Linked DNA regions of Homo sapiens: all the other regions are linked to region 1. The links are chromatin loops, found by intact Hi-C in ENCODE. Cell type or tissue: heart left ventricle. All regions are shown on one strand. Each heading gives the region's core, and the rest is flanking DNA. Links, peaks and the distances in the headings are about the cores only.

The links. Peaks named below come from ENCODE experiments on the same cell type or tissue, not always from the same donor. Only the 100,000 strongest peaks of a DNase experiment are listed, where the experiment ranks them.
Region 2: a loop joins it to region 1, with 7 times the contacts of the local background. A loop is called at or near these places in 32 of 110 quality-filtered maps.
Region 3: it touches region 1 in a loop (3-fold over the local background); 12 of 110 quality-filtered maps call a loop at or near these places.
Region 4: a loop joins it to region 1, with 4 times the contacts of the local background. A loop is called at or near these places in 53 of 110 quality-filtered maps.
Region 5: it touches region 1 in a loop (21-fold over the local background); 103 of 110 quality-filtered maps call a loop at or near these places.

Annotation. Positions count from the first base shown.
Region 1 is chr11:129,329,504-129,336,020 of GRCh38, forward strand. It overlaps LOC105369572 (a long non-coding RNA gene), which reads right to left and starts at 1,712. Exons shown (of 3, transcript XR_948175.2): 1 at 1,575-1,712. In heart left ventricle, for the core only: CTCF peaks have their summits at 2,497 (motif pointing left) and 2,698; a DNase peak (open chromatin) is centred at 2,498.
Region 2 is chr11:128,881,551-128,888,067 of GRCh38, forward strand. No RefSeq gene overlaps it. Among named protein-coding and RNA genes, the nearest start is that of KCNJ5, 6.5 kb to the right of the region's middle. In heart left ventricle, for the core only: CTCF peaks have their summits at 3,341 (motif pointing right) and 5,024; a DNase peak (open chromatin) is centred at 3,374.
Region 3 is chr11:128,953,149-128,959,665 of GRCh38, forward strand. No RefSeq gene overlaps it. Among named protein-coding and RNA genes, the nearest start is that of TP53AIP1, 14 kb to the left of the region's middle. In heart left ventricle, for the core only: a CTCF peak has its summit at 3,506 (motif pointing left); no DNase peak of the experiment used is centred there; H3K27me3 peaks cover 888 bases.
Region 4 is chr11:129,226,670-129,233,186 of GRCh38, forward strand. It overlaps a transcript of ARHGAP32 not described here. Among named protein-coding and RNA genes, the nearest start is that of ARHGAP32, 38 kb to the left of the region's middle. In heart left ventricle, for the core only: CTCF peaks have their summits at 3,499 and 3,702; no DNase peak of the experiment used is centred there.
Region 5 is chr11:129,114,058-129,120,574 of GRCh38, forward strand. All of the region lies in intron 5 of ARHGAP32 (Rho GTPase activating protein 32), which reads right to left. Among named protein-coding and RNA genes, the nearest start is that of ARHGAP32, 75 kb to the right of the region's middle. In heart left ventricle, for the core only: CTCF peaks have their summits at 3,738 (motif pointing right) and 3,938; no DNase peak of the experiment used is centred there.

The DNA of each region.
Region 1 (6,517 bases), core at 968-4,967:
GCGATCTCGGCTCATTGCAACCTCCACCTCCCAGGTTCTCCTGCCTCAGCCCTTCAAGTAGCTGGGACTACAGGGGTGAGCCACCATGCCCAGCTAATTTTTGTATTTTTCGTAGAGATGGGGTTTCACCATATCGGCCAGGCTGGTCTTGAACTCCTGACCTCAAGTCATCCACTCACCTTGGCCTCCCAAAGTGCTGGGATTACAGGTGTGAGCCACTGGTAGGGCCTATTTCCAACTGGAGGGGAGGACTGGTGAGGAGGACTCTCAAGAGAAAAAGCCAAGATGAGTGTATTGAGTAGCCTGGTTTGTATCTGGGTGTGCTTTATGTCTCTGGCTATTCTCTTGGTACCTCTATCTGCTGTACACAGCGGGAGAGGAGAGAGCAGGAAGAGGGTAGAATAAGACCCCTGTGTTTTTCATTTTGTTCCTTGGATGACTGGTAGCGAATGTAGTACTGGTCCCATTACTCATCGGTGTTCTCGGCAGAAGGGGCCTTTGGGAATATTGTCCTACCTTTAATCTCCTTGGCATGTTCAGAAATAATACGCTGCTAGCCTCTGACAAGAAAGCATGCAGCCCTGAGTGATCACTGAAGGCTCTTCCTTACTGAGGCCAGGTCTGGGTTGGTTACACTGTGTCAGCCTAAACAGTGAAGCTTAGTATGGTGGCTGCTGGAGTCCTGCTAAGTGAATAAATTAGACTTAGGAAGAATAATTGCATAGGCCTGGTTGGGTAGCATTGCCGTCTGGCTCTATTTATCATCATAGAAAAGTATACCATATGCTATGGAGGTAGTGAAAAGAGCAGACAGCTCTTTCTGGAATGTTGGGAAGGTTTTATGGAGGTGGTGACATTTGAGTTGAGCCTTGGTATAGCAGCTTGTCCTGCGGAAATAGGGCAGGGGTGAGTGCAGAAGTGGAAAATCCATGCAGAGAATAGCCACATAGACAAGGACTCAAAAGAGAGAATGGAGTAGACTCTCTGCTTGCAGTTTTCTTTCAAAGATGGAATAAAAGAAAAATGACCAACTTGCTTGGAGAAAATACATTTTTATGATGCTTTGTTCTGATACTATCCTTAAGCACTAAGTGCATGGGCATGTGTGGAAGGTGGTCTTCGTAAGTCGATGAAAGCTGTTTTTACAGATTAAAGAGTGTATAGAAACATGTATGTGCATATACATGCTGACATCCATGCAAGGAGACAATTGTCCTTTGTGGCTGGCTTGGAAATCATCCTGCTCTTGGTCTTGCAAAATTCAGCCTTGTATTGATTGTAGTGATCACAGATTTTTAGACCACAGAGATGACATAATCCAACAGCCTTGTTTTTATAGCCAATAAGCCTGAGGCCCAGTGAATGACTTGCCTAACGTTAGTATTTCACCCACCTAGTAAGTGGGGGAACCAAGACAAGAATTTGGGTGCTCCTATGGACTGAGTTATGTCCCTCCGAAATTTAGTGTTGAACTCCCGAGCCCCAGTATCTCAGAATGTGACTCTATTTGGAAATAGGGTTTTATAAAAATAATTAAGTTAAAATAAGGTCATTACGGTGGACCCCAATCTTACCTGACTGATGTCATTATAGGAAGAGGAGATTGGTTACAGACAAGCACAGAAGGAAGACCACACGAAGACACAGAATGGAGGCTCTCTCTATGCTACACAGAGAAGTCTCAGAAGAAACCAATCTTGCTGGCACCTTGATCTCAGGCTTCCAGCCTCCAGAATTGTGAGAAAATAAAGTTCTGTTGTTTGTCACCCCATCTGTGGTAGGTTGTTATGGCAGCCTGAGGAAACTAATACAGGTGTCCTAATGGAAAGGCCCATGCTCTCATAGCTGCTTGGCAGCCTCCAGGGTGAGTAAGATGTGGCTGGAACGCAAGCACGCATTGTCTGCAAGTCCTCAGCTGCTGAGGGAAGGCTGGACCTTGTGCTTGGCTGCAGGGTGTGGCCTCTGACACGGAAGCACTTTTCCAGCCCTGGGTGACTCTTGGAGTGAGTATTATCACAGACCATGTCTGCACAATTTACATCCACCAATGAATTAACTTCTATTTACAAGACTTGAAGAAATGCACCAAGGTCGGCTGAATGAAAACTCAACGTCAGTAGCATTTTGTAATTGATGATGATGATGATGAATTAATTTGTGTACAATGACTATCAATACCTATTATCAATATCCATTACTTTTTTGTTTGTTTATTTGTTTTTTTGGGTTTTCTTGTTTTGTTTTGTTTTTTTTTTTTTGCATGTCTGAACTCTCTATCTTGGTTGTAGCCTCATTGTGGACAAGGAGTACAATAACATACTCAATTTTGCATCCTTTGCTGTTAATTAAAAAAAAATCCTCATTCGATAATGAGAAGAAAAATTATCAGCAATTATCTTAACAAGCAGCTCCCCGGCTCTGGCATGAGCACAAGGTCATCTAATTGGTGCCCATTGGAGACGCTCCGTCAGACTCCCCGTTGACATACTGCCATCTGGTGGAGCTGGGCGGGCGGATCAGCTTTCACAGTCTGATGTTGCCTGTGTCTCGACATATGTTTGTTCCCGGTTCCTGCTGATTTTCCTGACAGCTGTCCAAATCCAGGGGCGAGCACCATGCAGGCCCAGGCCTTGGCAGAATACTGAAGGAGGCAAACATTTGCTTCGGTGTTCTGCTGCTTTCCCTATCAGCGATACTCACAGCCTGGTGTGCTTCCTCTTCTGGATGAAATCTTGAATTCTGTTCCACAAATTAACACCTCTTTCCCTGCCCCAAATTTATTTTATTTGCATAGACCTCACAGTTTATACATTGCTTCTGAAACTCCTCTCCCATTTGATAGTCAAACAACTTTTCGAGTGTGCTGGACTAGAATATTAACCTCCTTCAACAAAAATTTATTGAATATTGATTGTACTCAGACTGGGAACTACGGTTACAAAGACAGAAAGACCAGGGCCAACTTAATTCATGGTTACAGAAGGCCCAGTACCCGAAGCCCACAATATTTTTAGAATCCCATGAAGATGTTTTAATTTCTTTTAAAATATAAGAAAACATGAAATTTTAGGTGCAAGAAAAATGAGTATCTTTATGCCAATGCAAATTTTTAACACAATTTTAGTATTTTTAAATTATAACATTTAATATTTTTATGGAGGAAGAAGTCCATGAAGGCAAAATTCTCCAGGACCCACAAAAATTGTAACGCCGTCTTGGGAAAGGCAGGAATAAAATTAGATAATCATGCATATAAAAGCTGCTGCTGGCCAGGCATGGTGGCTCATGCCTGTAATCCGAGCACTTTGGGAGGCTGAGGCAGGCAGATTGCTTGGGTTCAGGAGCTCAAGACCAGCCTGGGCAACTTAGTGAAACCCTGTCTCTCTCTCCATATATATATAATTTTATATATAAATATAAATATATATGTTATATATATATGTCTGAATATTTAGCTAGGTGTGGTGGTGTGGGCCTGTAGTCCCAGCTACTTGGGAGGCTGAGGCAGGCAGATCGCTTGAGTCCAGAAGTTCAAGGCCAGCGTGGGCAATTTGGCAAAAACCCCATCTATATTTGTAGAGATATATATAAATATATATATATATATTTAGCCAGGTATGGTGGCATGGGCCTGTCATCCCAGCTACTTGGGAGGTTGAGGTGGGAGGATCTCTTGCGCCCAGGAGGTCAAGGCTGCAGAGAGCCACGATCCTGCCACTGAACTCCAGCCTGGACAACAGAGCAAGACTCCATATCAACAAACAAACAAACAAACAAACAAACAACAAACAGTAATGTGGGACCATGGAGTGGGAGGAGTTTTAGTTTGTCTCTAAGTAGAGTTGAAATATGTTTGATTGAACACATCAGGAAAGACAGAAAGTAATTGTGTTGGAGCTTAGGAAACTGCTGGAAGGGAACAGGAGCTATGGCCAGTCCTGGGGTTCAGAGGTGCTGGGAATATCTGGTAAATGGTTGTAAAGCCTGTCAGAGATTCATTCCTCCAGGGATAGTATGAAGGGAGTTAGAAGGAGTTTCCTGGAAGAGAAATTATCCTAAGGAAGAAGAAAACAGGCCAGGTGTAGTGTCTCACACCTGTAATCCCAGCATTTTGGGAGGCCAAGGTGGGTGGATCACTTGAGGCCAGGAGTTTGAGACCAGCCTGACCAATACTGTGAAATACCATCTATACTAAAAATACAAAAATTAGCCAGGAGTGGTGGTACACTCATGTAGTCCCAGCTACTCGGGAGGCTGAGGCACCAGAATCACTTGAACCCAGGAGGGGGAGGTTGCAGTGAGCCGAGATTGTGCCCCTGCACTCCAGCCTGGGTGACGGAGTGAGATCCCATCTCAAAAAAAAAAAAAAAAAAAAAAAAAGGCAAGAAAAGAAAAGAAAACAGCCACAGGCTTCACCCTATAAGAAAGCCCTACTCACCCTCCTAATGGGACAAGTAATGTACAGGATGCCTGTCACTTGAATTTATTGCCTGCCTAGTTCTATGAAGAGCCTTAAAGTACCCAGTTAAAGTGGACTTATTTGTGAGTACTTATGAGACCCTCTTTGAACTCTCAGAGGCACTTCCCACAGTGGGGACCTTGTCAGCAGGGCTGTCATCCTAGTGGTGCAAAGTGGCATCTCACTGTGGTTTTAATTCCCAAATGACTAATGATGTTGAGCATCTTTTCATGTGGCTACCTCTCATTTCTGTAACTTCTTTGAAGAAATGTCTATTTAGAATCTTTGCCTACTTTTTAATCTAATTATCTTTTTATTATTGAGTGGTAAGAGTTCTTTATATATTCTGGATACAAGTTCTTTACATTATTTGCAAATATTTTCTTTCAGTCTTTCGGTAAAAGCTTTTAATTTTGATGAAGTTCATTTTATTTTTTTTTCTTTTATTGCCCATGCTCATAGTCTCATAGCTAAGAATCTTTTGCCAAAGCCAAGGTATTATGGTTTGAATGTGTCCCCCAAAGTTCATGTGTGGAAACTTAATCCCCAATGCCACAGTTGAGAGGTGGGCTTTTTTTTTTTTTTTGAGATGGGGCCTAGTATAGGCATTTCAGCTTTCTTATGGTTGTTGTTTGCATGATATATCTCTTTTCTATTCTTTTACTTTTAATCTCTTCATCTCTTTGGAATTAAGGCATGGCTCCTGTAGACAGCATATAGTTGAATCATATTCATCTATCCAGTCTGAAAATCTCTATCTTTTTATTGATTTGTATTTATTTATTTATTTTAATTTTACTTTACGTTCTGGGATACATGTGCAGAACATGCAGGTTTTTACATAGGTATACATATGCCACAGTGGTTTGCTGCACCTATCAACCTGTCATCTAGGTTTTAAGCCCTGCATGCATTAGGTATTGTCCTAATGCTCTCCCTCCCCTGACCCCACCCCTGGACAGGCCCTGGTGTGTGATGTTCCATTCCCTGTGTCCATGTGTTCTCATTGTTCAGCTCCTATTTATGAGTGAGAACATGCAGTGTTTGGTTCTCTGTTCCTGTGTTAGTTTGCTGAGGATGATGGTTTCCAGCTTCATCCATGTGCCTGCAAAGGACATGAACTCATCCTTTTTTATGGCTGCATAGTATTCCATGGTGTATAATGGGATTGCTGGATCAAATGGTATTTCTGGTTCTAGATCCTTGAGGAATCACCACACTGTCTTCCACAATGGTTGAACTAATTTACACTCCCACCAACAGTGTAAAAGCATTCCTATTTCTCCACATCCTCTCCAGCATCTGTTATTTCCTGGCATTTTAATGATCACCATTCTAACTGGCGTGATATGGTATCTCATTTTGGTTTTGGTTTGCATTTCTCTAATGACCTATGATGATGAGCTTCTTTTCATATGTTTGTTGGTGAAAATCTCTATCTTTTGATTGGATTACTTAATCTATTGATACTTAATGTTATGATTAATATAGTTGGATTTATATTTGCCATTTACTTTTGTTTTCTATATATGTCATGCCTTCTTTCCCCTTTATTCTTACTTACTTTGTTCTTTCTCTTTTTACATTAAGTGAATATTTTCTAATGTATTCCCTAATGATTTATTTAGTAATTTTTTCACTTCATTTTAGGATATAGTAGTTCTCCTTTATCTGCAATTTCACTTTCCATGGTTTCAGTTACCTGCAGTCAACAATGGTCTGAAAATATTAAATGGAAAATTCTAGAAATAAACAATTCATAAGTTTTAAATTGTGTGTGGTTCTGAGTAGCATGGTGAAAACTCATACCATCCTGCTCCGTCCTGCCTGGAATGTGAATCATCCCTTTTTCCAGTGTATCCACATCGTATATGCTATCAGCCCATTAGTGTATAGGAAAAAACTTAGTGTATATAGGGTTCAGTAGTATTGTAGTGTCAAGTATTCACTGGGGGTCTTGGAACATATGCCCTGTGGCTGGGCGTGGTGGCTCACGCCTGTAATCCCAGCACTTTGGGAGGCCAAGGCGGGCAGATCACAGGTCAGGAGATCGAGACC
Region 2 (6,517 bases), core at 1,042-5,041, 450 kb before region 1:
ACGAATTCACATTTTCATCTAGATATCAGGAGGCTGAACTTCAGTCGGTGGAGATGGGCGTTCTCGGGAGATGGCTGTGCTTGAAATTAGGTGTCTAAACTTGTAAGAGCACCTCGGCAAATGGTCTAAGCTACATCACCTTCCGGGGTCTCTTGGAAGACAGATGACCCTCATGGAGACACCCAACCATCACCATTAGCAGTGTCCCCTTGAGATTTAAGCTTGTATAGCTATTTATTTATCTGATACCACATAAAATACATATGCCTATGGGGGCAGTAAACACAGCCTTTTTCATCAGTGCACATCAGAATCTACCGGAGAGCTTACTGCATAGGAGAAGGTCAAGAATGTTTACAGAATGGGTGATTAAAAATGAATGAATGACTTCAGCATAAAGATGGCAAGTTAAAGAAATGCTTCTACTTTTGCTCCCATCCAAAATCCCAATAAAACAACAGCTTTTTTAAAAAAGCATAAACCCTGAAGGGTGACAAGAACTGGAGAGGAAACAATAGCAACTTTCTTGAAACCCAGAAAGCAGATGCATTCTACACTTGTGCAAGAAAAAAAACAAACCAAGAACCAGTGCAATTGACACTTCAGACTCCCAAAAGGTTTAGATGTCTATGACCCTATCTACCCCTGGAAGTGGGGGGTGAAGGAAGCAGCCAAAAGAAGGGGGAGATGGGTTGAGAGTCCATTCAGGAAGCACCCTAGTTAGACCTCCTGTTCCCCTCCCGGACTCTGCCCAAAAAAGAGACTTCTCCCAGCCCTTCCTGGCAGAAGCCTGGAGATTTGTTCTCTCAAAAGTGGAAAACAAAGGGTCTCTTGACTGAAAAACACACAGAACCATTAAGGATGGGCTTATCAGACCCCCTCAAAGGATGACTAAGTAAACATATCCATACTAGATGTCAAGACTCCCAGCTCTCTCCTTCAACTTGGTTTCAGAAGGCTGGTGGTCAGGACTCAGTCCTCCAAGCAGGAGATTGAAAGAGCTCTTCCTGAGGAATCTGACTTTCCCGCAAGCAAAATCTGATACCAAGTGTTCCTGTAACAAAATGGCCTGCCAGAACACCCTACAGGGAACCCGACAGATGTCAAGTTCACAGGCCCAGAGCCTCCTCTTGCCCGGTTACCAGGCATCTGAGGAAAGACAGAGCAAAAACACAAGCATGAAAAGGCATCTTGGAGGAAACAGGGTCTGTACAGGGAGAAGAACGCTTCAAATAAAGAGGATGCTCCAAAAATCCTTCAGGGAATAGAAAAAAGGGGAGCCCTCGGAAATTAAAATATGATAGAAAAATAAAAATCTCAATGGAAGGGTTGAAAGAAAAAAGTTGAGGAGATCTACTAGAACATACTGCAAAAATACAAAGAGACGAAAGTAGAGAAAAAAGATGAGGAAATGAGAGGCTTCTGAGATCTGACACCTAAGTGAGAGGAATTCCAGGAGAAAACAGAGAAAATAGGAAGGAGGAAATCCTCAAAGAGGCATCGCAAGAAACTCACCCAGAAGGAAAGGCGATGATTAAAAGGGCTACCCAGTGTTCCGTACAGTGGATGAAAACAGTCCCACACCAAGGCACATCGTTGTGAAATTTCACACCACTACTCACTAAGAGAAGATCTGGCTAGTTTCCAGAAAGGAAAAAGAGGACCCGCAAAAGGATCAGGAATGAAACTTGCTTCGGGCTTCTAACAATATAATTGAAATGTGGAAGAAGAAGAAATCCCTCTAACATACCGAAGAAAAATAATTTCCCATTTAGAATTCTACACCTGCCCAAGTTGTCAATTGAATAGAATAGAGATATTCTCAGATATGCAGAATCTCAAAATTGTACCTTGCCCACTCTCTTTCCTAGGAAGCAATGGTAGGACGTGTTCTTCCTAAAAAGTAAGAGAGTGAACCAAGAAAGAAACACGCATGGGATTCAGGAAACAGGGGATGCAATATGGGAGTGAGGCAAAGCAAACAGAGATGCCAGGAAGCCAGCTGTGCGCTAGGCAGAGAGGGCAACCAGGCCAGACCAAAGGGAGCAGAAGGCACCAGGGAGATTTCTCCAGATGGAATCAGTAGGACTTCTGGTGCATCTGGACATCTTGAGAGGAGATTGAAATGGTAGGTGGAAATTTTTGCATTGAAATTGGTGATGAGGCCAGGCATGGTGGCTCATGCCTGTAATCTCAGCACTTTGGGAAGCTGAAGAAGGCAAATCACTTGAGGTCAGGAGTTTGAGACCAGCCTGGCCAACATGAGGAAACCCTGTCTCTATCCAAAATACAAAAATTAACCAGGCATGGTGGCGCGTAACGCACACCTGTAATCTCAGCTATTCAGGAAGCTGAGACAGGAGAATTGCTTGAATCCAAGAGGCAGAGGTTGCAGTGAGCCAAGATCGCACCATCGCACTCCAGCCTGGGTGACAGAGCGAGACTCCATCCCCCCAAAAAAGAAAAAAGAAATTGGCGATGAGAGCAAACACAACTACACAAACCAAACCAAGACAATTAATTAGTCCCTCCAGAGAAGAAAAAGAGTTGTGCAGGAAAGACAAAGCAATCTGGTTTGCTGCATGGATCAGCTACATACAAACAGAACTTTATAGACATAAAAATATTAAAACTGAGTATTCATCCAACCAAAATTGTGACACAGCTCCCTTGCTGGACGAGAAATGGGAAGTATGTGAGCACGTGGTGGGTTCAGGGGAGGAAAGGGAGCCACGTTTCCATCTTCAGTGGTAGAAAGTTCATAGGTCGTCTCTGAAGATGGAAGCATCTATAAGTATTACTAGAAGGGTGTCATTTACAGACAAAAACCAAAGGGAAAAAATAGCCAAAAGAAATGAAAGTGATGACCTCTGCAGATTGGAAGATGGTCAAAGAGGAAACCCAACTGCTTTTGTTTCAAATTATTTAGAAAAATGTGATGCTTCAAATATATTACTTTCATATATCACTTTTTTTTTTTTGACACGGAGTCTCGCTCTGTCACCCAGGCTGGAGTGCAGTGGCACGATCTCGGCTCACTGCAACCTCCACCTCCCGGGTTCAAGCGATTCTCCTGCCTCAGCCTCCCGAGTAGCTGGGACTACAGGCATGTGCCACTACGCCCAGCTATTTTGTGTATTTTTAGTAGAGACGGGGTTGGTTGGCCAGGATGGTCTCGATCTCTTGACCTCGTGATCCGCCCGCCTCGACCTCCCAAAGTGCTGGGATTACAGGAGTGAGCCACCGTGCCCGGCCAATATATTACCTTAATAAAACAAAAACTAAAGATCAAGGTAAGTAAATACATGTGTTCTACCTAGTGTGAAATCTCTTTCAAACACTAGATGGTGCTGTTGCCCCCCTTGTGGAAACCACACCGGGGCAGGGCAGGTGCTTGCTGGTCAGCATGTCTATGGAGTTTTCCACAAAACAGAATTAAGAGAGTTGTTATGAAAAAAGTTAGGAAGGAATTAAAGTTGTTCATTTTCTTTCCTTGCCAAATAGGAGCCCACTTCACTGGATAGGAAGAAAAACATCATTTGCCCCTAGCGGTGCAATAACTGGAAGCTCAGCGCTGGGCACCAAGCTGAGTCCTGGGGCTAAGTGCTGTGCCCTCTAGAAACAGATGTTGACTCGATAAAGTCAACTGTATGGCCAGCTGTGGCAAATGCCTCTCTCAGGCACCTGGGCCTGGACTCAAGAGTGAGAGGAAATTCAGGAACGGGAAGCTTGTTTCAGGGAAGCTGAAGCTACCATTGGTGCTCCCTATGGTCAGAATTCAATGGCATTAAAGGAACAGTGAATTTGGGATCATCCAATGACAAGTGGGAAGCTTATGCACTGGGAGAAGTCAAGGCATCAACATGAATATCAGGCCACTTTCCCAGAGAGCATGTCTGTTTTGAGTTGTGAGATGAATAGGAGGCCTCTTTAACACATCCTGCAAAGTCACTAATGACAGCTTGATGGCCTGGTCAATGATTAGGGGTTTTTTTTCCCATTGGCCCTATTTTCCATGACTTTTCTGGATCTGTACTTACCTACTTTGGACCTCTGCTGTGTTGCACACAGGTTTCATGGGATAAATACTATGAAAGAAATATTCTATTAACGAGGGACGCCGGCACACTGGCCACTCAATTTTCTTGCCACTCTTCCTTTCCAGGTCATTCTGCCACCCCAGCCTTGCTGACCTCCAGCCATCCTGATCACTCCTCTATCTCCTGTTCTGTATCCTTCTCCCTCTGTCCCAGATCTGAGCATAGTTCCCAGCTCTTGCCTCTTCTCCTTCTCTCTCCACCCTCCTCCAGATACCTAAATTATTTCTCAGAGTTTCAGTCTTCTCCTCTCTGCGGATGACATTCCAAAATCTCCACCCCATCCTCAACTCCCCCGTCATCACCAGACATCCATTCCTGCCTCTTCTCAGACAACTCCACTTAGGCAATTAGTGGAGTTGCCACTTTTTGTGGAGTTGCAATTAGTGGAGTTGCAATTAGTGGAGTTCTCACCAACCTTCAGTTAGACATGCATGCAGCATGTCTAGAATCAAACTCAGCAGCTCTCCCGTCCCAGTCACCTACTCCTGCTAATTTTCTCATTCCTGACATCAGGCATGCACGCATTCAATAAACATTTACTTGGGTTTTAAAAAACAAGGTTTACACCCTTAAGGAACTTGTAGATTGCAGGTAGAGGAGAGAGACAGGTCACAGAACCCCCAACACATGTGATCGGCGCTCTATCAGAGGGAAGCGGAGGGGTCAAGGTGTCCACAGAGGAGGGGATCTCAGTGCCTCTGGAGATTCAGGGGAGCTTAGCCCAGCTCAGCTCCAAGCCATCCAGTTTCATTCCTCTTCTCCTTTGGGCTCCTGTTGACCCTTTCTCAGCCACATCTTCTACATCATGCTCTTCCAAGCCCCAGTGTGCATAGTCACCTGGAGAGCTTGTTAAAAGGCAAATTCTCTTTGAGCAGGTGGAGGGTGGAGCCTGAGATTCCGCATTTCATACATGATCCCAGGGGGTGGCACTGTTGCCGCCAGACTGTGCAACCCACTACCCGTCCCAAGGCTCTTTCTTCCTTTGCCTTGTTGCAGCCTTATCACCTCAGGCCAGCACTAGGGCCCAGCCCACGAACGCTCTCCCTGCCTCCAATCCTAGACTGTGCAATACAGTAGCTGCCAGCCATAGTGCCTACTTAAATGCAAATTAATTAAAATTTAAAATTCCCTTTCCTATTCACAGTAGCCACATTACACCTAGGCAGTAGCCACAATGCCACATTATACAGACAAGATATCAGGCATTTTCTTCATTGCAAAAGTTCTGTTGGGTGGCACTGCACAATAATCTCAGCTCCACCTAAACTAACCACAAACTGACTACCAGCCTCACCACACTCTCAGCTCCTTGAAGGCAAGTTCTGTATTTGTCTTGTCATTTTTCTCTAAGTGCAGAACCTACCCCATATCCTTTCTTTCATTTGACAAATATTTATTGATCATCTCCTATGTAGCAGATGCTGTGCTTAGCACTGCTAAGGGGCACCCAGAGGTGAACAAGACAAACAGGGTCCCTGTCATTGCAGAGGTCACAAAGCACGTGCTCCATAAGTCTTCACTGAAATGAATAAATGAATGAATCATACACAGACAACCCCCAGGGAAATCTTCACAATGATTTTCATAATTCTCCCCAACTCAGAAATTCTTAATACTTGCTTTCAATCTGCAGAAGAAAATCCAGATGCCACAGCCTGGGATATGAGGCTCTTCTGAGAGGCAGAGATGCGTGGTTAATGTCTTCGTTTGTTAGGGCTGCCATAACAAAACATCACTGACGGGGTGGCTCAAGTAGAAATTGATTTCCCACAGCCCTGGAAGTTAGGAGTCCAAGATCAAGGTTGTCAACAAAGTTGGTTTCTCCTGAGGCCTCTGCTCGGCTGGGAGACAGCTGCCTTCTCCTAGTGTCCTCAAAGTAGTTCCTCTTCTTATGAGGATACCAGTCAGATTGGATTAGGACTCACCCTAATGGTCTTAGTTTAATTAATTCTTTTTTTTTTTTTTTTGAGATGGACTCACTCTGTTGCACAGGCTGGAGTGCAGTGGCACGATCTTGGCTCACTGCAACCTCCGCCTCCCAGGTTCAAGGGATTCTCCTTCCTCAGACTCCCGAGTAGCTGGGTCTACAGACATGCCCAGCTAATTTTGTATTTTTAGTAGAGACAGAGTTTCCCCACGTTGGCCAGTCTGATCTGAAACTCCTGACCTCAGGTGATCCACCCACCTCGGCCTCCCAAAGTATGAGATTATGGGCATGAGCCACCACACCCGGCCCCTTAGTTTAATTTAATCACCCCTTTAAAGGCCCCATGTCCAAATACAGTCACATTCGGAAGCACTGGGAATCAGGGCTTCAACATCTGAATTTGGGAGAGACACCGTTCATCTCATAACAATTAGAAATATGATCTTGGAAACTAACAAAACTGGGTTCTGCTAGCAGGTCTGAAATTCCT
Region 3 (6,517 bases), core at 1,574-5,573, 380 kb before region 1:
CACTAGCTAACCAGGCTTGCCTGCTCAACACACCTTCCAGTCAGCTGTGTGTGTGTGTGCGTGTGTGTGTGTGCTTGTGTGTGCATGAGCATGTGTGCGTGCTTGTGTGTGAGGTGTGTGTGCATCTGTGCATGCATGTGCGTGTGTGGTGCATGCATGGGTGCGACAGTGTGTGTGGGTGCGCGTGCAGGTGTACGTGTGCATCTGTGCATGCATGTGCGTGTGTGGTGCATGCGTGGGTGCGAGTGTATGTGTGTGCATGTGCGTGTGTGCATGCGTGTGCATGTGTGTGCATGTGTGTGCGTGTGTGTGTGTGCGCGTGTGCATGCACATGGGCATATAATTCAAATTTGAATTGGTAGCCACTGATTGTCAGACATGAGGAAAGTTTCTGACATACGGAAGAGGAACAAAAACAGATGCAAAGGAAATTAAGGGGAAAAAATGCAGGGTACAAAATAATAGTAATAATTCCCTCTCATATCTCAGAGAGGAAGGTGCTGCCTGGATCCATCAAACAAAACAAGAATATAGAAAAGAGCATCCCAAGATCAAGAACGAATTCTTGGAAATTAAAAATATAGAAGATGTAAACAAATTCCACATCAGGGTTGTTTCATAAATGAGTAAATATCCCAGAAAGTAAAACAAAATGTCAGACATGGACAAAAGGAAAGAAAGGATAAGAGAAATTGAGGATCAATATAGGTTCAGTGGCCCACGAGGTTCCAGCATCCAATTAAGCTGATGTTCAGAAGGCTGAGAAGAAAATACCAAGGAAAGAATTCTGTAAATCCCCAAACTGGAGACCGATTGAAGGGGCCACTGCCCAGCACTATTAGTGCAAAAAGACCCACGCAAAGAAACATCATCATTAAAACACAGAAACACCAGGAAAAAAGAGATTTAAGAGTTTCCAAAGGGAAAATAGTTCACATGTGAGGATCAAGAAACAGAATGGCATCAGACTTCTCCACAGCTAGATTTGCTGCAGAAGACAAAAAGGAGTATCATCAAAATTATGCGGGAAAATGATTTTCAGACTAGGATTCTGTATTAAGCCAAACCATCAAAGAATATAAGACCAGCGGGGTAAAAAGGTATGTTCAGACATGAAAGGTTACAAAAATTACTTCCCTTGCACCTTTTCCCACTATAAAGAGAGAATGGCATAAGACAGAGGAAAATGGGATCCAGGAAACCAGGGATTCCTCTCCAGAGAGGAAAAGGGAACCCCACAGTTATACCAGCTGTGACTCAGGCCCAGAGAAGAGCTACTCTAGATTTGGCAGGAGGGTGAAGCATCAGCAAGCACTCCAGGAGAGAGCTCTCTTACCTGCCTCTAAGAAAAAGAACACGAAGAAACAGATCCCCGATATTGGGCGGAAATGTACACTTCCACAGCAGAGGCTGAGGATGGAGGAACTGGCACACAACAAATACTATTGATTAAAGGGTTCTGGACTAACTAGCATAGGAAAATGGGGATGGGGAAGCCTGTGTGTGTTGGCGGGCTGCGGAGGGCAGTGGCCTGCATTAGTGAAGAGTGTTATCCTCTTCCTCCTTATTAGGAAGTCGGTACAGATCGTCTAACACGGAAAAATCTAGAACTAGCATATTGTCTAGACATAGGGTGGTAAATACCAGAAGAAACATCCAAAAGAGTTTGAAAAGTTTGTCTCTGAGCAATAGAAAGTGAGAAATGGGAACTGCTGTTTTATCATAAGCCTTGTGATTCGATTTGACTTTTAAAACTAATTACTTGCATTATTTTCATTACAGAAAAGCTGTGCTACAGATGGCAGCTGTGATGGTGTGAAAATCTTCAATTCTATGGCACTTTGGACTAATTCTCACATCCCACTGGCCATGGCCTTACCTTCCACTGTGCGGTATTTCACTCTTCTCAGAGCATTTTCTCGTAGGTTACTTGATGCGTCCCTCAACAGCCCTGTGGGAGTCATGACACAGTTTCTATCCCCATTTTACAGATAGAGCGGTAGAGGCTTTGAAAAGAAGTAACTTACCAAGGTCACATGGTCAGCTTCCTCAATTCCATGTGGAATCCAGCAGGTATAAATAGAAGAGTCACATAGTTCTTAATAAAGAAGCTATGACTAAAACCAAAAATTTCTGACACTTAGTCCAGGTTATTTTTAACTAAATGATGTATCCTGAAATGTTTTGTTTTTTGTTTGTTTTGTTTTTTAGATGGAGTTTCGCTCTTGTCACACAGGCTGGAGTGCAATGGCACTATCTTGGCTCACTGCAACCTCCTCCTCCCAGGTTCAAGCAATTCTCCTGCCTCTGCCTCCTGAGTAGCTGGGATTACAGGCACCCTCCATCATGCATGGCTAATTTTTATATTTTTAGTAGAGACAGGGTTTCCCATGTTGGTCAGGCTGGTCTCGAACTCCAGACCTCAGGTGATCCACCCACCTCGGCCTCTCAATGTGTGGGGATTATAGGTGTGAGCCACTGTGCCTGCCCCCTGAAATTGTTCTGAAGAGTTGCTCTGTGAATAAAGTGTTCCTTGATCCCTGCTGTATACTTCCTCTGAGAAAGTACTATGGGATCCCTGCTGTATACTTCCTCTGAGAAAGTACTATGGTGTCGTGTGGATATCTAAGAAATGATGCAGTTCAAAGCAAACCAGTTTAATCCCTTATTTTGTAAACCTATGAGATCATGCCACCTTCTCGGGGAGGGGTGGGGTTGGAGAGATTCCCATTAACACTGAAGTTCCATGAAGTGAAACTTGGATGATTCTGACTGGGGCCACGTTCAAGCCCAGAACCAGTGAGCAGAAGTGGCAGGTCCTAGAAGGGAGACTGGAGGGATCAATCTTCCCCAGGAACAGTGGCTCCTAATGTGCAGATGAAATGGAATCACCTGGGAAATTCTGTTGGCAATACAGGTTCCAGGGCCCACGAAGAGACGACGGTTTGGTGGCGCAAGCCTGGGAGTCTGTATTTTTGAAAAGCTCTGTGTGGGACGCGGAAGCCTCCAGGTTTGGAAACTCTGCTGGGGCTCTGAAGCCCTGCCTGGACTTAGCATCTGAAACTAAAAAGCCAGGGTCTAGATGCTTCCTACCATTTTCTAAAAATGGCAATAAACAACACTTGAGAATTTAAAAGCATGAAATCATCCTTAGAAATCATGGACTCCCATAATGAAAGCAAACCACCGCTTGAGTTCTTCTGATTTTTATCCAACCTGTTCATCTTACCCTTCTTTTTTTCAGGGCAACTTCCAAAAAAAAAAAAAAAAAAAAAAAAAAAAAAAAAGCAGCGTATCAGCTATCCTGATCAGCGTCCAGCATTTGCTGCCTGGTCACTGCCCTTAAAACTACCTTTGTAAAAGTGGGATCAAGAGATGAGGAAGAATCACACCGAGTCACCTATTCCATCCCATATCTATCTTACCAGGAAGCTCAGTGAATCTTTCCAATCAACAGGAACACTGGTGAGTAAAAAGCGTGTCACTAGCACCATCTGGTGGCTTCTTAAAAATACCAATTTCTATGCAGTAGGCATGTTGAGTCTCCACACATGAAGGGACTCCTTGTGGTTACAAAGGACATTCCTTTCCTTTCCAAAGGCTGAGTTTAGGCAAAATAATAAAGTTTGTTAAAGTGACTGTTTCCAGCAACCCCTTCCTTTCTTAGCTTTATGTATGTGTGTATGTATTTAATAAGCAAACATAGGTGAGTGCATGCCATGTGTCAAGCTCTCATGGAGCTTATGAGCTAGCGAAGGGATAGAGACAATTAATAGATAAACCAATAAGTAAAAATACTTCTGAATGAGAAGTTCTGTTTGGAAAATGAAGAGGGTGATGTGATCAAGTGACTACACCAAACTGGGTCATCAAGGCAGGCCTCTGACGCAAGACAGGGAGGAGGAGCAGCCTTGCCTGGCTAGGAAAAGCACTCAAGGCAGAGGGCACAGCTTGCACAGGAACCTGGAAGAGGAGATGAAATCAGAGAGGCAGATCTCACAGGCCAAACTGAACCATTTGGATTTAATTTAAGGCTCCCGGAAGTCTTCGGAGGGGCAGGTGCCAAGAGGAGCGAGAGGGGAGAACGGTGCCCCAGAGGGGAGGAGTTGCGTGCACTGGGCAGCTGGGCAGGCAGCTCCCCTCCAGGCGGCACAGGACATCTCCTTACGGCTCCACAAACATCACACAACCTCAGGGTTGGGAGGGACTTCCAGGTTTGCTCCAATTACCCATTCCGTGTCTCCATCCCCCAACACCACCTTTGCTTGATGGTCACCCATCTCTGATCGCTTCCACCGCTTAAGGTCCATCAGAACAAGCCTAAGTCCTTTTCTTCTGTGAGCCCTGCATATACTTGGGCTGGCTCTCATGCTTTTCCTTTCCCTCCCAAGCCTCCTCTCTTTCACTGCCACATGAGTTATAGGTTAGCTGCATGTGCTGCTGAGGAGCTCGAGAGGTGCCAAAGGAGCTCGTCAGGTGCCTCACTGGACAATATGGATGGCTTTGGACTAGCAGTCAGTCACATTCTCTAAGGTGGGGAACCAAAGGTGCCACTCGTTGCAAGAGGCAATCATACCAGAAAGCCAAGGAGATGACCCAAGAGTGGGAGAGGACATTGTTCTGGAACCTACATCTGTGATTAGTGTAGCAAAGTATTTTTTGAGTCCAATGTTGGATACTTTTTCCTAGCCTCAAGGAAGCTACTCCTGCATGTTTTAGCTTTTTAGGAGAAGGGTCGTAAAAATAAGAGAGCCAGTATAGCCTTTAGGAACCTAATAATTACAAAACACTGGCAGGAACAGAACCATCTCCCACCATAATCAAAGTAAAATACTTGCAAAGTGGTACCGAGAGGAACACCCAGGAAGGGGGGCGTCTCTATTGCAGGACCAGGCAACTGTGAAATTCCGTCATGGCCACTCCTTTCAGAGGGTTATTGTGGCTCCTGGGATTCAAGGGCATATGGGGTATTGGGAGTCCAGTAACTTTATAGGGTGTAGGTAACATCACTGTTGTCTTCTCTAAAACTCACGTAACTTAGAGAAGCAGATCATTCAGGAACTCAAGTTTTCCTAGATTTTACTATCTCTTAGTACATAGATTCTACATGCTTGTTGAAAACGATCCAAACCTTCATTGTTCCTTCTCTTCCGAAGTTGCTACGGCCTGGAAGAGAGTTCCCATTACACCTTCTCAGTTCCACACCCTAAGATGCTTTGTAGGGTAGATGTGAGTACGGGAAGAAAGTCTTTCCCAGACACCTAGAACATCACCCTTCCTCTCCTGCAAGTAACCCCCTTCCCTACTTTCCAAGCACTGCTCAAAACTGCTCTCCTTTTATGACTACTTCTACCAGTGTTTAGTCATCTGGCAGTTGAATTTTAGATCATGTAAGCCTACTTGTCTTTGCTTCTGTGACCAGCAACCAACACCAGTAGTCCCGGTGCTTGTAACATATGAAAGTAAACCAAACAAATGATGGGATTCATCCTTGCTACTGAAGTAAGATGTCCTGTTATATTTCAACACCCAGTACAAAGGGGTTCCCAGCCCCTGCCTTTTACAAGAACTATCATATAAATAGCTTAAGTTTTTTCGTGTCTTATTCTGGGCAACGGTATAGCAATGTTTTTAACAGCAGTAATGAACTATGCTTACTATAGTGCCAGTTGTTGTGAGTTTTTGCATCTGTTAACTCATTTATTTCTCACGACCCATCAGTTTGTAGATGAAACCAAGGCATACAAAGGTTAAACGCTCTGCCCAGTGGCACACAGTGAGTAATCCATGTGGAGCTGAAAGTCACACCTGCACATGGATACTAGGGACCCATCAGCTCACTCCTTCAGGAAAGGTTGGTGCACATATTATGCTATAGTGTTATTTCAGGCACTAGGATTTAAATGAGCAAGACAAAGCTCTTGTCCTCTTGGAGTTCACATTCCAGAGAAACTATAGATAAAAAATAAATAACATAAAGCAAGTAATGGGGTAAGAGTAGTGACATGCTACATGAGATAGGATGGTCAAGGAAAGTCTTCTCTAAGGGGGTGGTGTTTGAGCAAAGACTTGAAGTGCGGGAGCGAACCACATAGATACCTGGGGCCTATGCACCCCAGGGGGAGGAGTGTCAGTCAGCACGAAGGCTGAGGTGGAAGTGGACTTGGCATGTTTACGGGAGGACAAGGAGGCTGATGAGGCGGCAGTACAAGGCAGAGGGAGGGTGGCTGTACTTGACTTCCAGCAGCATTCATGGAGCCCCCCGCCCCTTTGCATATCTTCCATATCTCTGCAGCTGGAACAAGACACACCCTCTCTTTATTTCCAGAAGCTTCTTCTTCTCCAATATATGGTTAGAAGCTTGTGGATGCAGGACCAACCTTCTGCTACCATTATGAGGTCTCAAGAGTGACACCTCATCTGGCAACCTATGCTGCCCCTCAATTTCTTTTGCCCTATAAACTGCCAGTCCTTGAGCTTGTCTTGGGGGCTATAATTGTCGCTCTCTGCTTCAGGA
Region 4 (6,517 bases), core at 1,299-5,298, 100 kb before region 1:
GTACATGGATAAATATTCCAATTAAACATTCCATTGACAGAATGGTTAAAAAAGAAAAAAACATGATCCAAGTATATGTTTCTACAAGAGACACACAACACACTATATCCACCAAATATGATGAAATTAAGACATTCTCAGATAAACAGAGACTAAGAGAATTTGTAGTTAGAAAATCTGCCCCACAAGAAATAATAAAGGGAGTCCTTCAGACTGAAATAAAAGAACACTAGATTAACTCAAATGCAGATGAAGAAATAAAAAGCACAGGTAAAGCTAACTACATAGGTAAGTATGAATGACAGTATAAATGTATTTTTGCTTATATTTTATTTTTCTTTTCTTCTTCTACCTAATTTAAAAGACTGTTGCACAGAGCAAATCATAAATTTGGTTAACGGGTACATGATGTATAAAGAATAATTTGTATGAAATAACAGTACAAAGGAAGGGGAAGGGAAGGCACTATATGGGAACAAAGTTTTTATATACTATTGAAATTAAGTGAGTATTAATTCAAACTAGAGTGTTATAAATTAAATTTTCAATTGTTAATTATAATCCCCAGGGCAACCACTAACAAAATAACTCAAAAAATATACTAAAATACAAGATAAGGAAATTAAAATTATGCACTGGAAAATATCTAACAAAAAAGAATGCCATAACGGAGGAAAAATGGGAAAAAATTACGTAAGACATAGAAAACAAATGGCAAAATGGCAGAAATAAATCCTATCTTATCAGTAACCACATTAAATGTACAAAGACTAAATATTCCAATTAAACATTACATTGACAGTTTAAAAAAAAAAAAACTGAACTAAACATGATCCAAATATATGCTTTCTACAAGAAACACACTTTAAATATAAAGACATGAATAGGTTGAAAGTGAAAGGATGGAAAAGCTATTTCATGAAAACAATACCAAAAGGAGAGATGAAAATGGCTACACTAACATCTAACAAAATAAGACTTTAAGAAAAAAACTGTTACTAGAGACAAGGGATACTTTAGAATGATAGAGGTAAATTTGTAGCAGACATCCAACAACAGACACCCAAAATACATGAAACAAAACTGACAGATTTCAGAGGACAAATAGACAATGCAACAATAATAGAGACATGTATCCCACTTTCAGTATTGGATAAAATAATTAAATGGTCAACAAGGAATAGAGACCTGAACAGCACTGTAAATCAACCTGACCTAACAGACACCTACAGGGTATTTTACCCAACAACAATAATATATACATTCTTCTCAAGTGCACATGGAACATTTTAGGATAGAACATGTGGTAGGTCATAAAACCAATCTTGATACATTTAAAAGGACTGAAATCACACAAACTACGCTCTCTAAAAACAATGGAACAAAATTAGAGATTAATAACAAGGAGATCTGAGAGATATACAAGTAAGTGGAAATTAAACTCACTCCTAAATAATAGGTCAAAAAAGAATTCAGATGGGAAATAGGAAAATACTTTGAGACAAATGAAAACAAAAACACAATCACCAAAACTAATGAGATGTAATGAAAGCCACACTTAGAGGAAATGTATAGCTGTAAATGCCTGTATTTTAAAAAGTAGAAAGATTTCACATCAATAACCTAAAATTTAAAAACTGGTAAAAGAACAAACTAAATTCAAAGCAAGCAGATAAAAATAGTAAAGGTATCAGAGCAGAAAGAAATGGAGAACAGAAAAAAATAAGAGTAAAATCAACAAAACCAAAAGTTAGTCCTTTTAAAAGGTAACAAAATTGATTCTTCCTTTTAAAAGACAACAAAATTAACTATTTTTAACCCATTTAAAAGATAACAAAATTGGAATACCATGTAGCCATAAAAAGGAAAGAGATCATGTCCTTTGCAGGGACATAGATGGAGCTGGAGGCCATTATCCTCAGCAAACCAACACAGAAACAGAAAATCAAATACCACATGTTCTCACTATTAAGTGGGAGCTGAATGATGACAACACATGGACACAGGGAGAGAAACATCACACACTGGGGCTTGTTGGGGAAGTGGGGGAAGGGAGAGCATCAAGATAAGTAGCTAATGCATGCAGGCTTAATACCTAGGTGATGGGTTGACAGGTGCAGGATACCACCATGGCATACGTTTACCTACATAACAAACCTGCATGTCCTGCACATGTATCCCAGAACTTAAAAGTAAAATTAAATGTAAAAAAAGATAACAAAATTGGCAATAAACTCCATTAAATAATACACGTAATTTTATTAAATAGTCACAACCACCTATGAAGGTACATTTGGCTATGCCCAATTCACATAAGGTTGTGAGTTATTACATCACTTACCCTAGGACGCAGAACAAGGGGAAAAAAGTTAAAATTTAAGCCTTATGTTTTTTACAGAATGCTGTACCACCTGGACAAGTTTCTGGATTTACAAAAATCTAAACTCTGTATTTTAAAGAATACAATTATCTTAACTGAACTTGCTTTTGTCAAATATAGGCTTTTAATTATACTATTCTTTTGGCTTAACTTGGGCATTATTGCAAAACATTAGTCTTCATTAACTTACTAACCTCACATACTTATAAAGTGTGTACTGACAGAAAACCAAAGGGAATTTGTATAAACAGATGCAATTTATTTATAATTAAGGCAGAGGTCACATGTAAATATTTGAAATATTTGAAAAAATATATACAAATTATATTATTTAAATAATTTTCTGGAAGTTATGTTTATATTAATTAGTGAACCTTTGAAAAAACTTTTTCCCCTAATTAAACTTTTTACTACTCGCTCAATTATCAAATGCTACCAATTATCAAAGAGCTAATTCATATCGTTTTTACACTATGTTAAGTCTATACCACCACTATCACCACTACTGTGCAATCCCAATGCTGCCTTAACTGCAAATTTAAGGCTGAAAAGTCTATAGAGCTCTAAGAACACAAAAGGTAGCGTAGTGGAGAGGCTATCGACTAGGCTAGGGGCCACAGGAAAACCACGATATATCTGAATCCCTTAAAATGAATCAATGTTTTTAAAAATCCAATTACTTAAGGATTTTCACTTGCATCACTTTTGGTAGAACAGTCTGAATATTAAGATATATATATGCATAACATTAATATGGCCCAATTCCAAGCAACAATTTTTTTGGGGGTGGGAGGCAGGGTCTCACTCACCCAAGCTGCAGTAGAGTGGCGCGATCCCCTCACTGCAGCCTCAACCTTCTCCGACTCAAGTGATCTGCCCACCTCAGTCTCCCTAGTAGCTGGGACCACAGGCATGCCACCACACCTGGCTAATTTTTGTAATTTTTATAGAGACAAGGTTTTGCCATGTTGCCCAGGCTGGTCTCAAACTCCTGGGCACAAGCGATCTGCCTGTCTCGGCCTCCCAAAGTGCTGATTACAAGCACGAACCATTGTGCGCAGCCTTAATATATTTTTAAGCTGCTAAATGAAAAACGAAGTTATATGCTACTGAAGAATTGGGACATTGGGTGGCACTCTTGTAAAAGAAATAATTACTGTAACATACAGGTTGAGAAAAACCTAAAGTTTAACATTATACTGCTTGGCCAATCCAAATTATTTAATAAAATCTACTTTAAAAGAAATTACTTGTTTCCCAAATCCACCATCCATGTCTTTGAGGAAATGTTTCAGATGTTATTGAAAAAAGTAGTTGTTTTTGGACGTGGATAAAAGTCAGGAAGCATTTGTCTTTCCTCTCCCTAATCTCTCTCATTTGAGTTTACAGTGAGAATACAAGCAGAAACATACAATGATGCAATTATATTCCATAACATATTTACTGTTTTATTCTACTTACTTTTTTAAAATTTGGTTATAAAATATCTCACAATATTTTGTTAAATATGGAAAAAGCAAACAAGTTTAGTATAGGCATTGTGTCTTCTCCAAGCTATATTAGTGACATCAAATTAAACTAGAATATATTTTTAAAATATTATTTCTCATGTATAATATTTCACAATAAGTATGTGCCTGAGAGTAAAACTTTTTAAAATATCTTTGAGCTAAATTATTTCAACAGGAACCATATCAAACATCATACATCAAATCAATAACTGGTTAACTTGTAAAATATAAAAATCCATAAAAAAGAGCCCAAAATTTAATATATTATCCAATACCATAAAGTAATCATTTTGGCCAGGCACGGTGGCTCACACCTGTCATCTCATCACTTTGGGAGGCCAAGGTGGGCGGATCACTTGAGGTCAGGAGTTCGAGACCAGCCTGGCCAACATGGTGAAACCCCATCTCTACTAAAAATACAAAAATTAGCCGGCCATGGTGGTGGGTGCCTGTAATCCCAGCTACTCGGGAGGCTGAGCAGGAGAATCGCTTGAACCTGGATAGCAGAGGCTGCTGTGAGCCCAGACCACACCAGTGCACTCCAGCCTGGGCAACAGAGTAAGACGCCATCTCAAAAAGTAGAAAATTTAAATTTAAAAAGTAATTTTTCATTTTTACATAGCACATACTTTGTGTTTCTTGTGCAAATATTTACTGTTTGTTATTGTTACGGTTTTCTATTGAGACATCCTGCCCTATTTTTGACAGCTATTAAACATGTGGCTAATAATTTTGTTTTCTGATTACAGATGAAATCTCAGTACAGACGCACTTTTTTGTTAAATACACTAACAAGGAAGTTAGTGTATTTCCAAAGAAAATGCAAAATGCTTGGAATATCTTCAACATTCTCAAATGTAAGTATGATGTGTGACCGGCAAACAAATTATATACAACTTTAAATTTTTAAAAAACCTAGGGAAGTCCTGGTTCCAGTAACAGTGGAGTAGCTTGTATTTCTCCAACAAATTCTAGTTCTTCAATGGATTCTAGCTCTCCGACATCTTACAAAAACTGTCAACTGTGGACAAAACATTACACAACCACTTAAGAAAATCAGAGGCCAACTATAAAAGTAGTACACCTAATGGGATACTGTATAAAGGTTTGTCAGTCATCCCAACTGAAGACAACTTTGAAGGGCCATCCCAATTCAGAATTCCCTAGAGTCAGCTAAGGCCTTTCTTAAGACTGCCTCTCATGCCGGTAATCCTAGCACTTTGGGAGGCAGAAGCAGGCGAATCACTTGAGCCCAGGAGTTCAAGACCAGCCTGGGCAACATTGAGAAGCCCCATCTCCATAAAAAATACAAAAATTAGCCAGGCCTGATGGTACACACCTGTAGTCCCAACTTCTAAGGAGGCTGAGGTGGGAGGATCACCTGAGCCCAGGAGGTTAAGGCTGCAGTGAAGTCATGATTGCACCACTGCATTCCAGCCTAGGTGACAAAGTGAGACGGACTCAAAAAAAAAAAAAAAAAAAAAAAAAAAGAGACTGCATCACACTCAACTTCTCCCTCTACTCACTTCTCTGTTCCCATTTCTTCCTTCCCACAGGTGTTGATACCAGTATTATCCTAATAAACATCCTTTGTATTAATCTTGGTCCCATAGAGTTTGAGAACCACACTCACGGGTGACATTAGTGTAGCTACAGATTATCTACGTATCAGTTAGACAGATATTCTGGGTGATGAACTAGGAAACAGGCATAAAGCACTTTACACTTTATACAACAGAGGGCTGTCTCCAAGAAAAGCACCTGAGTGACTGAACTAGAAGATGAGTTCATCTAGCCCCACTTTTCATGGCATATTATTTCTATTTGAAAGAATGGTAGACAAATTAGGGTTACTCAAATGATGATATTTCCTTAAAAAATGAAGTGAGCCAGTCATTTCAAGGAAAACAACTGGCGTTATTGTTGAAAATGATAAAATTTGAACTTTCAAGTAAAAGTCAGATTCTGGAGAATTTGTATTTGATACTAGGAACTTGATAGCTTGATGAGATCAGTAATGATGTTAATGATATTAACTAGTGATCTTACAAGGCCATAAAAAAAAAGGTGTCAGCCAAGATTGACTCTCATCTGAAGGCTGGGGGGAAAAATTTCCTTCCAAGTTCATGCGGGTTGTTGGCTAAATTCACTTCCTTGCAGTTGTAGGATGAAGGTCCCTTGCTGGCTGTCAGACCAGGGCCACTCTCTGCTTAGACACTGGCATCACATGTCCCCTTCCTATCTTGGAGACAGCAATGCATGACCAGTCCTTCTCATGCCTCCAATCTCTCTGACTTCTCTTTCCGCTACCAGCCTGAGAAAACTTCTCTTTTACTTCCCTCTCTCTTCCACAAGGGTCAGGCCTGCATAGATCTCTTCCAGTTGCAGATGGAATTGTTCTCTAACTTGATTGGGGTATGGATTACTTAAACATATATATTTGTCAAAACTTTTCACACTGTACACTTAAGACATGAATTTCATCATATTCCAATAAAGTATTTATTTTTACTGGAGTATAATGCTATTTTTATTGGAGTATAATATTATACTCCAATGAAAACAAGTAATGCTAAAAAAAATGTAACCATTACTTTAAAAAAAGAATCCTGATCTTTTAGAGATG
Region 5 (6,517 bases), core at 1,396-5,395, 220 kb before region 1:
TGGTTCTAGGCCCCCTTACATCTGGATAATTACAACAGTATTTCAAATGGTCTCTCTCCATCTCCATCACACATTGATCATGGTACTCCCTTCTCAAAATCCTGCAATACTTTCTCAGTTCTTACTAAGAAAGCAATTGATGGTCTCACTTATAAGAGGGAGCTGAACAATGAAAACACAAGCACCTTTGTCTGTACTATTTTTCCTTGGCTGAGGGTTCTTCACTTCTATCTCTGCATATCCAAATTCTATTCAATCTTCAATAAAGATGAAGACTTTTGAATGCCACAGGACATAATCTCTCTCACCACTGAATACCTACAAGCACTTTTATAACATTTATAACATTGTTTTTCTCTTAAACTTATTGGTATATTACTTGTTTTCTCTGAGGAAAGATTATCTGCTTCATCAGTGGTACTCACATAGGTGGCTAGCACATACAAGATATTCAATAAAACTATCCTAAGAGAACTGTGGGTTTTAATACACCCTATACATGTCTGAATATTAATGTATTTTATGCAGTACCTGAACTACATGTACAAAGACTATACACTATGAAGGACTGAACTATATTTGCCTGTAGAAATTTATGACAGCAACTCAGTGATTTAAATAATTTTCACTTCTCAATTTAATAATATTTCAGTCCTTCATCTATTAGAAATGGCAAACAGGATTTCCAAATCCCACATTTCTAAATTTCTTCCAAATCTATCTTTGGAGTTATTTTTCCTGTATTGAGTTCACTTTTCTATCACCATGGAAACCAATTACAATTAGTGTTGTTAGGATCTTTAAAAATACAACTCTATTCAGCAAGTCTTCAAATGTTCAGAAAAGTTCTTTCTCCATATGGAGAATGGAAATCAGTAGCATAGAGCAGGGTAAAAATATACCACCCACCCACAGAAGAAACCATTCACCAAAGCCTAATCAACGGATTGCAAATGGAACACGGAAAGAGTTCTTTTCTTTTATTCATCTTTTGTAGTTCTATAATGGCTGCAATTTCATGTGTCATACCTATGGGGTTTGTAAACAAGTTTTCTTTCACCTCACAGCCTGTGTAGCAGACGTGGAGACACAAAAAAATGATTTCTGTTGTATAATATTATGTGGTCCACCCACCCTACCTTCAACCTCCTAATATTTGACACTGAAAATACTACTTTAAAACTACTGAGTTCAGGACGCCAAGAGGAAGAATAATTCTACAGCAGAATTACATCTTACATGGTTAATAAGTGAAATAAGTTCTAATTCCAGCACATAAGGCGAAAATCAATAAAAGGCAAAATTACCCTTCAGATTTACCAGGAAAAAGCTAGAGACCTACAAGCATCTTAACAGACCTAAGAGTTTTTCTTCCCAGAATGGGAATAGAGCACTGTTTTCTCAGCTGAGTATCTGATAAAGTAACCGATGTGCTCATCTTTAAACACTAGAATCACCATCAGTTCACTGTGATGCCCATCATATGAAGAATACATGGAAAATGAGACCAAATAACACGACAGCAGAATCACAGCCCTCATCTTACTGATGCTCACTCAAGAACATATACTTGTCAGGAAACTGCTTCATACATATTTTCACATTTCAGCATGGTCAGGGCTTTCTAAGCAAAGAGCACTGGCACCTGGGCTAAGGGACTGAACTTAACCCAGTAACCCTAAAGATGGAGCCCTCTAGAGATAAAAGTTTTCTCTCTCCCCCAAGCCATGTTTACATTCCAGAGTGTTTGTGAAATACAGATCCTTGCTTCTTTTTCCCAGAGATTTTGTTTACATTTCAGAGCAAAGGTCTCTCTCTCTCTCCATCTCGAGAAAGGAGAATGGGCAGGAATGCCAGCTATCCTGTATAAGCTTCAAGTTTCATAAGTGCAGAGTTCTCTTGTGGTACCAAATCCCACTTGTAAACACAGGATATCTCTGGTTGTCACCATATCACTTTATGGAGAACCAGGGCCTAGGGAACCAACATAAGTTACTTTTCAAGTAAACAAGGGCTTAATTTCTGGTCCAGAGACTTGATGTTTCTGCTGGGGGAAAGGGAGGCTACAGAGAGACAGAGAAAGAGAGAGTGAGAATGTGTGTAGTGTGTCTGTAGTTGTGGGAAGCCAACTTGTTAGCTTACTAGTAGGAAAACATCTCAGACTCTTCACAGTTTCAGACTCAACAATACTATAAGTAAACTGCCTGTAAATTATGGCTGACTCCACTATAGATATATTTTTTCACAGTCCAACCACTTTTACACATCTAATTCTTGGACTGAATAATCTCAAACGAGATACAGTGAAAATCCAGTACTTAGATGACAGTGGAACTGATGACTCACTATCTGAACATTTCATTTCAAATTCTCTCCTGAAAGGACAATGATTTCCTTGTATAAGAGGGAGTATACTGCAGAACATGCAGAAAAGTAAGGCTAAGATTTTTATTTCTTTTGAGGAAAACTAAACTTTGTGGCCAGGGTGAGAATAAAATTAGCATGGGTTTTATTTCAAATGATTACACATGTAGTAACAGTACTTCTGTATAAGATTTTTTTAAACTGAAAATATGTACAAGTTAATTTTTCAAACTGCAAGTGTCTTAACAAAATGGGGAGAGATAACCTTTTCATTAATTTATTTTTATTAATGATGAAGGCTTAACTGATAGGAAGTACTCAGGTGAAGTCAGTATCCACTGCCTCAATCCTGACAACACTGTCCTTGGGTCATCAGGACAAGTATGACTTCCCACATTTTAAAGATGATTATTTGACTTTACCTAAGTGCTTCCCTAGAACTTCTGCCTTTCTCTAAAGCCCTTTAAAATGTACTGCACAATTATTATGTCATTTAATTCCCATAATACTTTATGATATAGTTAGAATAGATATATTTGTTTCTATTTTACAAATGAGGAAACTGACGACCAGAGACATTAAGAATTTACTTAAGATCACAATGGAAATTACTTAAGGTTACACTGCAGTATTATGTATCATACTTTTTAACCTTCAACTACATTAAAGATGCGAGATACTCTAGAACCATCATTTACTCCTTTTTGTTAAAGTATTAGTTGAGTCAGTCTATTCTTTTCTAGCAATACAAAAGAACATGCAGAATGGCTCTAGTGTCAGGCCGCCTTGATTCAAATACAGTCCACAAAACGGTTTAAGAACTTGAGTAAGTTCTTAAACTCTTTTTACCTAAATTTCTGTACCTGAAATTGTTGTGGAGCGTAATTGAGACAATGTGGAAACAGTATTTGATATAATGCCTGGCTCAGACAAAACATTCAATAAATATTGGCTTGTATTTTTATTGTAATTCTGATTACTACTTTTTAAATGAAACTTCAGGCTTTTAAAATTGTTTGCATTATTACCCCTCAATATTCCTACACTCAGGTCAAACTTTACTACTTCTTTCCGCCTTCCCAGCATCAAGGCAGAAATGCATGTAATGATAGAAAGCCATGACAGCATTTTCAAGTCCCTTGCAGGCAGCTTGCATATAGAAAGCTCGAGACACAGATATTAAATTCATACTTTTCCTATTCCTTATTTATACAAAAACCTGAACTCTACCATTCAGGTTAATTTAACTTAATGTTTTGTATGAAATTGGATAAAAAGAAACACATCAAGTGATAACTTCAGATAACCAGATGATAAAGAAAATACAAATCAAACATATCCTTTTCCCCCCCTACACACTAGATGGCGGTACAACACAAAGCACAGCAGGAACAGCGCTGCCTCAAACTCATCATTTCTTTGCGTGTTACAAGAGATTCCCCCCGCTTCTTACTGAAAAATATTTTGTGAAATGTGAATTAACCTTTGTTTTTGGACTGCAGAATAATACAACAGGGAAAATAAGTGCAGTAACAATAAATTTGCAGAATTTTAAACTACATGTGGCTTTACTTAAAACAAAAAGCCCCTTCTAGTAATTATTTTTTTGTGAAATTTAAATTTCTCTAAACTAAACATAAGACATTTATGAATCAAAACCTGTAGAATTTGGCCAAACTACTATTCACAGGAAAATATCCAAACTTAAATGCACTTACTAAAAAGTAATACCTAAAAACAAATGAATCATTAACAATACCTGTTGCATTCTATTTCTCTAAAGCAGAGATTAAGTAGTATATGTTGTGTAATATTAATATTTGACAAAGTTGGTTTATGACGAAGCTAGTTTTTGAGAGGCAAATCCTAGTAGGCAATACGCATTATTCTCAACTCTTTTCTGGAAAAAAAAATATAAGAAAAACTAAACTTTCAATTCAAGAAACAAAAGGAAAGTTTATGCTTAGAAATTAATGGTATGAAAAATACAGAAAAAAAAATTTGGTTGATCAGTAAAACCATAAGCTGGTTCCTTGATAAGACCAAGATTTAATAATATCTTGTGTACAACTTATAACCCATGAATTTAAAAAGCTAAATTAAATGAACAATTTTTAAGAAAATATAAATGATAAAAATTGATCTAAGGAGATACAAAAGAACCTAATGAGCAATAATCAAATCATAAGTTGAAATGGTAAGTAAAGATGGCAAAGATTAAGTCCCCAGTTGGGAACCAGTTTCAAAAGGTTTTAACAGGAAAATTCTACTAACCCTTCAAAGAACAGGTAATTCCCATTTACACAAACTATTCCAGTGCATTTATTTAAAAGGGGTGGAGAATGGGATAGGGGAGCAGAAATTCCCCAGACTTAGGCTAGTGGGACAAGTATAGCACACAGGTTAACTTCACCAACAAACACAGATGCAGAAATTATAAAATCTTAGTAGAGTGTAAAAAAGGAATTTGTTTTTAAATATATATATAACTCAGCATAATGTGTCTCAGGAATATAAAGATGTTTCAACAAGCTACTTCTATTACATGAGCAATTATCTGTACTAATTTTTACAGATATTAATAGCTTATTCAAGCTCCATGGAAGTAGACTAAAATAAGAATATGGCATGGTACAACCTATCCTCCCCCGTGCTGTTATATCTCTGTTCCTCTCCACCTTATCACAACCTCAATCAGAACTCATAGTTCATCTACAATTTCTTAGCTTGAAGGAACATTAGCTGTCACCTAGTATTCTAGGGTATCTAGGAACCGTACTTCCTTTTCAGTGTGAAGATAAGGAAAGCAAGACCAAGGCTAACTGCACCAGCTGGTCATACCCATTCTACACCACACCAGCACCTTTCTCCTCAGCATATTATCTCTCCTATACTACACATTACAACTGAATGTACCAAATTGAGACTTAAACAGGATGGTTACATAATTTGTTTTATAATAAATACTCATAAGGAATATATATTCTTATCATATAAGAACAAATTTAAAATGATTAATAAAAACAAAATAGTAAAACAGCATTTTAAAAACCAATTGTATCTCTTCTTCAAATATAAACTCATTCATCCATTCATCTCATTCATCTATTATTCATTAAACAAATATTTATTGAGTAGTTTTTATGTGTCAATCACTGTTCTAGATGTTGAGGGGAAGAAAATAAATAATAAAATATTTAGCATGCCGAATGGTGTTAAGTGGTATGGAGGGAAATAAAACAAAGAGAGGGAGATGAGGAATGCTGGTGACTATAGTTGCAATCTTATGTAAGGAAGGTGCAGTCTGGGAAGATAGCACTGGAGCCAGTACTTTTAAAAGAGGAGGTAGCAAGGTGTGTGGCTGTCCTAGAGGAGCATTTTAAGTAAAGGAAACAAAAAGTACCAAGGCCCTGAGAAGGGGGTGAGCATACTGGCAGAAAACAAAGAGGCTACTGTGGCTGGATCACCCTGTCTGAGGGGAAGAGAAGAAAGATGAGGTCGGAAAGGTAAGGGTACACTCTGTAAATCCTTGTAGAGAAGTTTCAGAAATCTGGCTTTTACTCTGAATAAGATGAAAACTAACTGGAGAGTTTTTAAAAAGTGACATGATTGGACTTACATTTGAAAAGAATCATTCTTGCTGCTGTGCCAAATATAGAAGGCTATTGAAATAATCCTCCCCAAAAGACAATGCTTTAGTGTAAGGTGATAGCAGAGAAGCAGGTGGGCATGGTTAGATCCTGGATTTATTTTAAAGATGGAGCCAAAAAATCTGCTGATGGACTGGATGTGAGGACTGACAGAAAGAAAGATGCCCAAGATGCTCCACGGTTCTTGGCTGGCCTCGGGAACTGAAAGGATAGAGTTGCTATTTACCAAGATGGGAAGTCAGCAGAAAGAGCAGGTCTGAAAGACTGTTCTTGGCACGCTGCAATGATTGAGGTGTTATTAGGCATCCAAGTGAAGATGCAGGGAAGTCAGTTGGATATACAAGGCTGGAATTCAAAGAAGAGATCATAAAATTGTCCTTTGTACATTACATATCATTATATGGTAATGATAGTACTGACCCAGTAAAAGTACTGACATGTCTAAATTGTTTTTTAAGCAACTGTGTCTTTCAGACTAAATAAAATTGATCATTGGAATTTCT